2 separate regions of the Homo sapiens genome follow, and region 2 is linked to region 1. The links are chromatin contacts, found by Hi-C or POLR2A ChIA-PET in ENCODE. All regions are on one chromosome and are shown on one strand. The core of a region is the stretch at or near the end of the contact, and the rest is flanking DNA. Distances in the headings are between cores, read along the strand shown.

Evidence for each region. A loop is a pair of places that touch in the nucleus more often than their neighbours do. ChIA-PET counts read pairs that join two places held with the same protein, here RNA polymerase II (POLR2A). Pooled maps may share reads with other maps.
Region 2: a loop to region 1 is called in a pooled map, with 5 times the contacts of the local background. The contact joins the enhancer-like site here to the promoter of SGPP1 in region 1. A Hi-C loop is called at or near these places in 12 of 37 single-sample maps with no recorded cell type and 12 of 50 pooled maps. POLR2A ChIA-PET finds 5 or more read pairs at or near these places in 3 of 52 experiments (HEK293, IMR-90 and activated CD8-positive, alpha-beta memory T cell).

What each region holds. Positions count from the first base shown.
Region 1 is chr14:63,726,572-63,729,432 of GRCh38, reverse strand. SGPP1 (sphingosine-1-phosphate phosphatase 1) reads left to right here and starts at 1,368. Exons shown (of 3, transcript NM_030791.4): 1 at 1,368-2,172. The coding sequence starts at 1,489. RefSeq lists enhancers at 877-1,066, 2,027-2,076, 1,721-2,222 and silencers at 1,277-1,376, 1,667-1,766.
Region 2 is chr14:63,469,878-63,472,661 of GRCh38, reverse strand. All of the region lies in intron 2 of PPP2R5E (protein phosphatase 2 regulatory subunit B'epsilon), which reads left to right. Among named protein-coding and RNA genes, the nearest start is that of PPP2R5E, 72 kb to the left of the region's middle. RefSeq lists an enhancer at 928-1,007. Within about 2 kb of position 1,286, at least 6 of the 41 ENCODE cell types and tissues checked have a DNase peak (open chromatin) inside an H3K27ac peak, as active enhancers do.

The sequences.
Region 1 (2,861 bases), core at 119-2,618:
TTTTGTATTTTTAGTGGAGACGGGGTTTCTCCATGTGGGTCAGGCCGGTCTTGAACTCCCGACCTCAGGTGATCCGCCCGCCTTGGCCTCCCAAAGTGTTGGGGTTACAGGCGTGAGCCACTGTGCCCAGCCCTGCCCGGCTAATTTTGTTCATTTTTTGTAGAGGTGGGATCTCCCTATGTTGCCCAGGCTGTTGTCAAACTCCTGGACTCAAGCCATCCTCCCTCCTCGACCTCCCAAAGTGCTGAGATTATAGGCATGAACTACCACGCCTGAAGGAAAGTATTTCTACTGTTTTAAGGGCATGGGACAATTTCAAGCCTGTTTCTTGGAAGTAGTTCACATTCTTTAATTACAGACATTCACCTGATCATGGCGGGTGTGGTGGCTCACGCCTGTAAACACAGCACTTTGAGAGGCCAAGGCAGGAGAATCACTTCAGCCCAGGAGTTGGAGACCAGCCTGGGCAATATAGCGAGACCCTGTCTCATCTCTCTCTCTCTAGGTATATATAAAAGACATTCACCTGACCTGAGGAGTTCAGAGACCTTATAAACTGCTCTAGCTAGAAGTCAAGTTGGTAACTTGTGAGACACGGAAGTTAAGCGTCTAAATTAACGTTACCAAACTCAAAAATCTATACACTGCATTCATTCTCTACATTTATTCTGTGCAAGCCCTCTAGGTATTAGAATCTAGGAAAAGGAAATTTTACACTTAAGAACACCTGTGCTCCCTTAACATATACCAAAATATTTGATAAATGACACAGTATTTTGAATTTGTAGGTGGCTGGCTTTTCTTTTGCAGACCACACCTGTTAATATCACCTGGCCCTGTCTTGGGATCTACATGTAGTCTTGTCACCACTGGTCAATTGGCACATGGTTTTCCGAACATCAGTCGCCTGGGACAGCTCTGTAATTACTTGTTAATTACTTGAGTCGAATGATTCCGAACTCATGGTAGTTGCTTCGCCTTCATTGATCATTCACCATTTGGTTCTGTGCCAGCAGGATGCCCGGCTGCTTGGTCACAGGCATTGCGCAAGCTGGCACCGGGATCGTGGCCTCTTTAAGTCAACTTCTGGCTGAGGGAATCCGGCGACACTAGCCCGCGGAGAAGAAGGGCTGAAGGTGGAGCAGGGGGACACGCCGCGTCCCACCAGACGTACGCCGCGACGCCTGCTGGTGGATATTACCCGGGACCTCAAAGCGGCCGCCCGCCGATCCTCAGCGCCAAGCCACGGCCGGATGCGCTCAGGGCGGACCCGCGCGGCCCGGCCCCTCAGGGAGCCCGGGTGGGGGCGGGGCTGGGCGGGGCGGGGCGCGGCGCGCGCGGGGCGGGGGCGCGCGGCCTGTGGCGCCGTCACCCGGCAGACTCCGGAGGGTAGAGCGCTGTGCCGGTTCCGCTGCCGCTGGCCAGGAGCGCGGGGACAGTTCGGGGCTGCGCCGGAGGCCGGCCCGCCTTCCCGGGGGTTCCGTTATCATGTCGCTGAGGCAGCGCCTGGCCCAGCTGGTTGGCCGTCTGCAGGACCCGCAGAAAGTGGCCCGTTTCCAGCGGCTGTGCGGGGTGGAAGCGCCGCCGCGCCGCTCAGCAGACCGGAGGGAGGATGAGAAAGCGGAGGCGCCTCTCGCCGGAGACCCTCGACTGCGAGGGCGGCAGCCAGGGGCGCCTGGAGGCCCCCAGCCTCCCGGGAGCGACCGCAATCAGTGCCCGGCCAAGCCGGACGGCGGCGGCGCCCCCAACGGCGTGCGGAACGGGCTGGCGGCCGAGCTGGGCCCGGCCTCGCCGCGGCGCGCGGGCGCTCTGCGCCGCAACTCGCTGACGGGCGAGGAGGGCCAGCTGGCCCGCGTGAGCAACTGGCCGCTCTACTGCCTGTTCTGCTTCGGCACGGAGCTGGGCAACGAACTCTTCTACATCCTGTTCTTCCCCTTCTGGATCTGGAACCTGGACCCTCTGGTGGGCCGGAGGCTCGTGGTCATCTGGGTGCTGGTCATGTACCTGGGCCAGTGCACCAAGGACATCATCCGCTGGCCGAGGCCCGCCTCGCCGCCCGTGGTCAAGTTGGAGGTCTTCTACAACTCTGAGTACAGCATGCCCTCCACCCATGCCATGTCCGGCACCGCCATCCCCATTTCTATGGTCCTCCTCACCTATGGCCGCTGGCAGGTAGGGTTCCTTCTCGTCCTGTTCAGCCTGGGGGAGTTCAAAGAACTCGGAGTTCTCTTTGCTCTCTGCATTTATTTTAATTCGACCGTTCCCCTCCAAAGCCTCTCTTTCCACAGGTTTTCACAATACTCGCAAACAGGCCCTTTCTGGGTTTTGAAAAATTAAGTGATTGGGGGAAACTGGATACTTAGCCGTTGAATTCTATTTTAATATTAAATTCCAATTTAATGCCTTAGAACCCAAAGGACACACTTTTCCTAGAGTAATACATTGTCATTGGGCTTTGGTTGAGTTTTTTAAACGGCTTTAATTCTTGTAATGCACAGTGGAAGTGAATTTTTTAAATAATCGCTATGTAAACTAAGACCCAGTTTCACCGTAATATATGGTGCCTTCTTCCCTAAAACTGTTTCAGAAAGAGGTAAAGTCATTAGCTTTACCGTGAGACAGTGTTTACAAAACGTTAGTGTAATTCCAAAACAAACATGCTAGTTCCAAGCAATGAAGTAATCGATTTTCATCGAAGTTCCCTTTATGGAAGTTAATGGAGCACAGGGTGAGTTCTGTTTTTAAGGGGTGTGGTTGCTACTTTGCTGATAAAGTTTGATTATCTTCTGGATCACTAATCTGTAGTATCTAACAGTTGTTGAGCTACAACTGTAATACTATAGTGTTATTGCCTCATTAAC
Region 2 (2,784 bases), core at 37-2,536, 260 kb after region 1:
TTTATTCCTTGTTCTATTCATGCTTCCTTTCTGTCCCATCACTAGCTGAAAGCAATTCAACCTAACTGGCTTTCTAATTGACCTTAGGCTGTGCTGGTGATAATACAGGTTTGAACTCTCAGTTAGACTCCAAATCATATGCAAGTTCAACAAATGTCAGGTGTTCAAAACAAAATGAAACAACCAAACTTCTGTGTCATTACATTTTCCTGAACAGTAAATTAAATCCAAACAAGGTTGAAGTCTTGAAGTAAGCCAGCTTTAGTGCAAAGGAGAAGGCTGGAAGGTTAGAGAAGACTTTGAATCATCTTTTGAGAGACTTAACACTAATGTAAAGGGGTCCTTTATTTTATTTTTTTTTGAGATGGAGATTCACTCTTGTCACCCAGGCTGGAGTGAAATGGCGTGATCTCAGCTCATTTCAACCTCCGCCTCCTGGGTTCAGCCGATTCTCCTGCCTCAGCCTCCTGAGTAGCTGGGATTACAGGCGCCTGTCACCATGCCCGATTAATTTTTGTATTTTTGGTAGAGATGGGGTTTTGCCATGTTGGCCAGGTTGGCCTTGAACATCTGACTCAGGTGATCCACCTGCCTTGGCCTCCAACAGTGCTGGGATGACAGGCATGAGTCACTGTGCCCAGCCTAAGGGGGCTTTTAAATATTAACAGAAATAACAGGCCAGCTGGAGAATCTTTCTAACCCTTGGTAGTTGCATTTTGCTTGGTACAAAGAGGAGATAGATGACAGAATGCTTGTCTTCCTCAATCTATGTTAAAGAGTCTGTTAGGAAGATTAGGAAGATTAACCCTTCCAGATGGTCCCTCCAGTGTACGTTGTAGATATTAGATGAAAACAAAAATGATCAGTAGTGATAAGCCAGCTCTCATTAGTCTTTAGCAGAGGTGGGATAGTGTACAGGTGCCAGATTGTGGAGGTCTGAAGCTCAGCAGGGCCCCCTTTCCAGCTGTGTGATGGTGGGCAAGTTGCTAAATATCTTTGGGCCAATTTTTATATGTAAAAATAAGGTTGGTAATACCTACCTCACAGCATTGTAGAAAGGATTAAAGGAGTTAATACATGTAAACTCCTTATAATAGTGACTGCCACAGAGTAAGTGCTTACTAAGTTTTTACTATTATTATGTATACATGATATGACTGGGAAGGGATGACTCATTCAAGATTTTCAGAAACTATTTATTGTGAAACAGGAAATGGCTCTTTAGAATGCGTATCTTTTTCTAATACCTGACCTGTCTTCAGTGACTCTTGTTTATTTTGGGTTATTCATTCATTAATTAACAAGTGTATTTTGACATTGCTTATAGTCAAGATCCTGAAAGAGTGTATTGTCTGTAGGAGATCATGATATTTTCAATAGAGGATAGATTCTGAAAACTTGTGAGAGTTGTATGAATGAGGTTCTTCTGGCCCATCTGGGTCTATGAACAATCTATACATAAGACATCTGGTTTTATCAGAAATTTGAAACTTACGCATTTTTATGTGTACTCTCCATTCTCAAAGAGAGCCTGGTGCGTGTTTTTGCAGATTTATGTAATATGAGAGTTTCTGGAATCTAGATGAATGTCATTCAGAGTGGTCTCTCTTGAACTTGCCCCACTTGGCTTTTTTCAAAGAAATGTTGTCATCTGCATGCTATGCTTGCTTTGGACTTCAGGGTGGGGTAAAAAATGGCTCAGAAGCTATTGCTTGGTCACCTTTGTAATATCAGGGTGCATTAATGGTACAAGCAAGCAATGTAGATTGTCAAAATTTCAGAATTAGACATTTTATCTTTTTATTAGGATGCTGTAATTTTTTTTTTTTTTTTGTAGAGACGGAGGTCTTTCTGTGTTGATCTTCCCACCTCAACCTCCAAAAGTGTTGGGATTATAGGTGTGAGCCATTGTGCTCAGCCACGTTTTTTTTTTTTTTTAATCTGTTGATAAAGGCTTGTTTTTATGATCCTGTGAAAGTAGATTAGGTGTCAATAGAGTCTTCAGATAATTTGCTTGTTTTATGCTGGAAATTCCTATTAAAATTATGCAATTGGATGAAGCCATTTTGTTATTGTCACTATGAAGTATTTTTTAATAATATAAATATGTTCTTCCTAGAGATAACCCCTTAACCCTTTAGTAGACAGGATAATCAATCACCACATTATCAGAGGGCAAGTCGGTTTTTTTTTTTTTTTAAACTTATGGAAAGGTTATGAGTGCAGAGTGTGATTGTGGAATACTGTGTGCCTTGGGGTTGGAACTGGGCTATAAGTAGGGAGGTAGGAGGCTGGATGCAGGGGCTCACACTTGTAATCCCAGCACTTTGGGAGGTCCAGGCGGCAAGGATCCCTTGAGCCTAGGAGTTCAAGACCACCCTGGGTAACATAGTGAAGCACTGTCTTTACAAAAACTACAAAAATTAGCTAGGTGTGGTGGTGCATGCCTGTAATCCCAGCCACTTGGGAGGCTGAAATGGGAGGATTGCTTCAGCCAGGGAGGTCGAGGCTACAGTGTGCTGTGACTGTGCCACTGCACTCTAGCGTGGGTGACAGAGTGAGACCTTGTCTCAAAAAAAGTGGGGGGTGTGGGGAGGTAGGAGATGAGGAGGACAAAAATCATTGTTTATTCTTTATAATCCTACTGCCACATTTATCTGTCCAAATAAATGGAGAGGAGGAAGTATTTCATTTTGGTGTAAAATTATCCCTTCTGGTTCTTTGTAGTGAAGTTGTTTTTACACGTTAGCCATTGACCCAGAATAATAAAACTGAATATCTTGC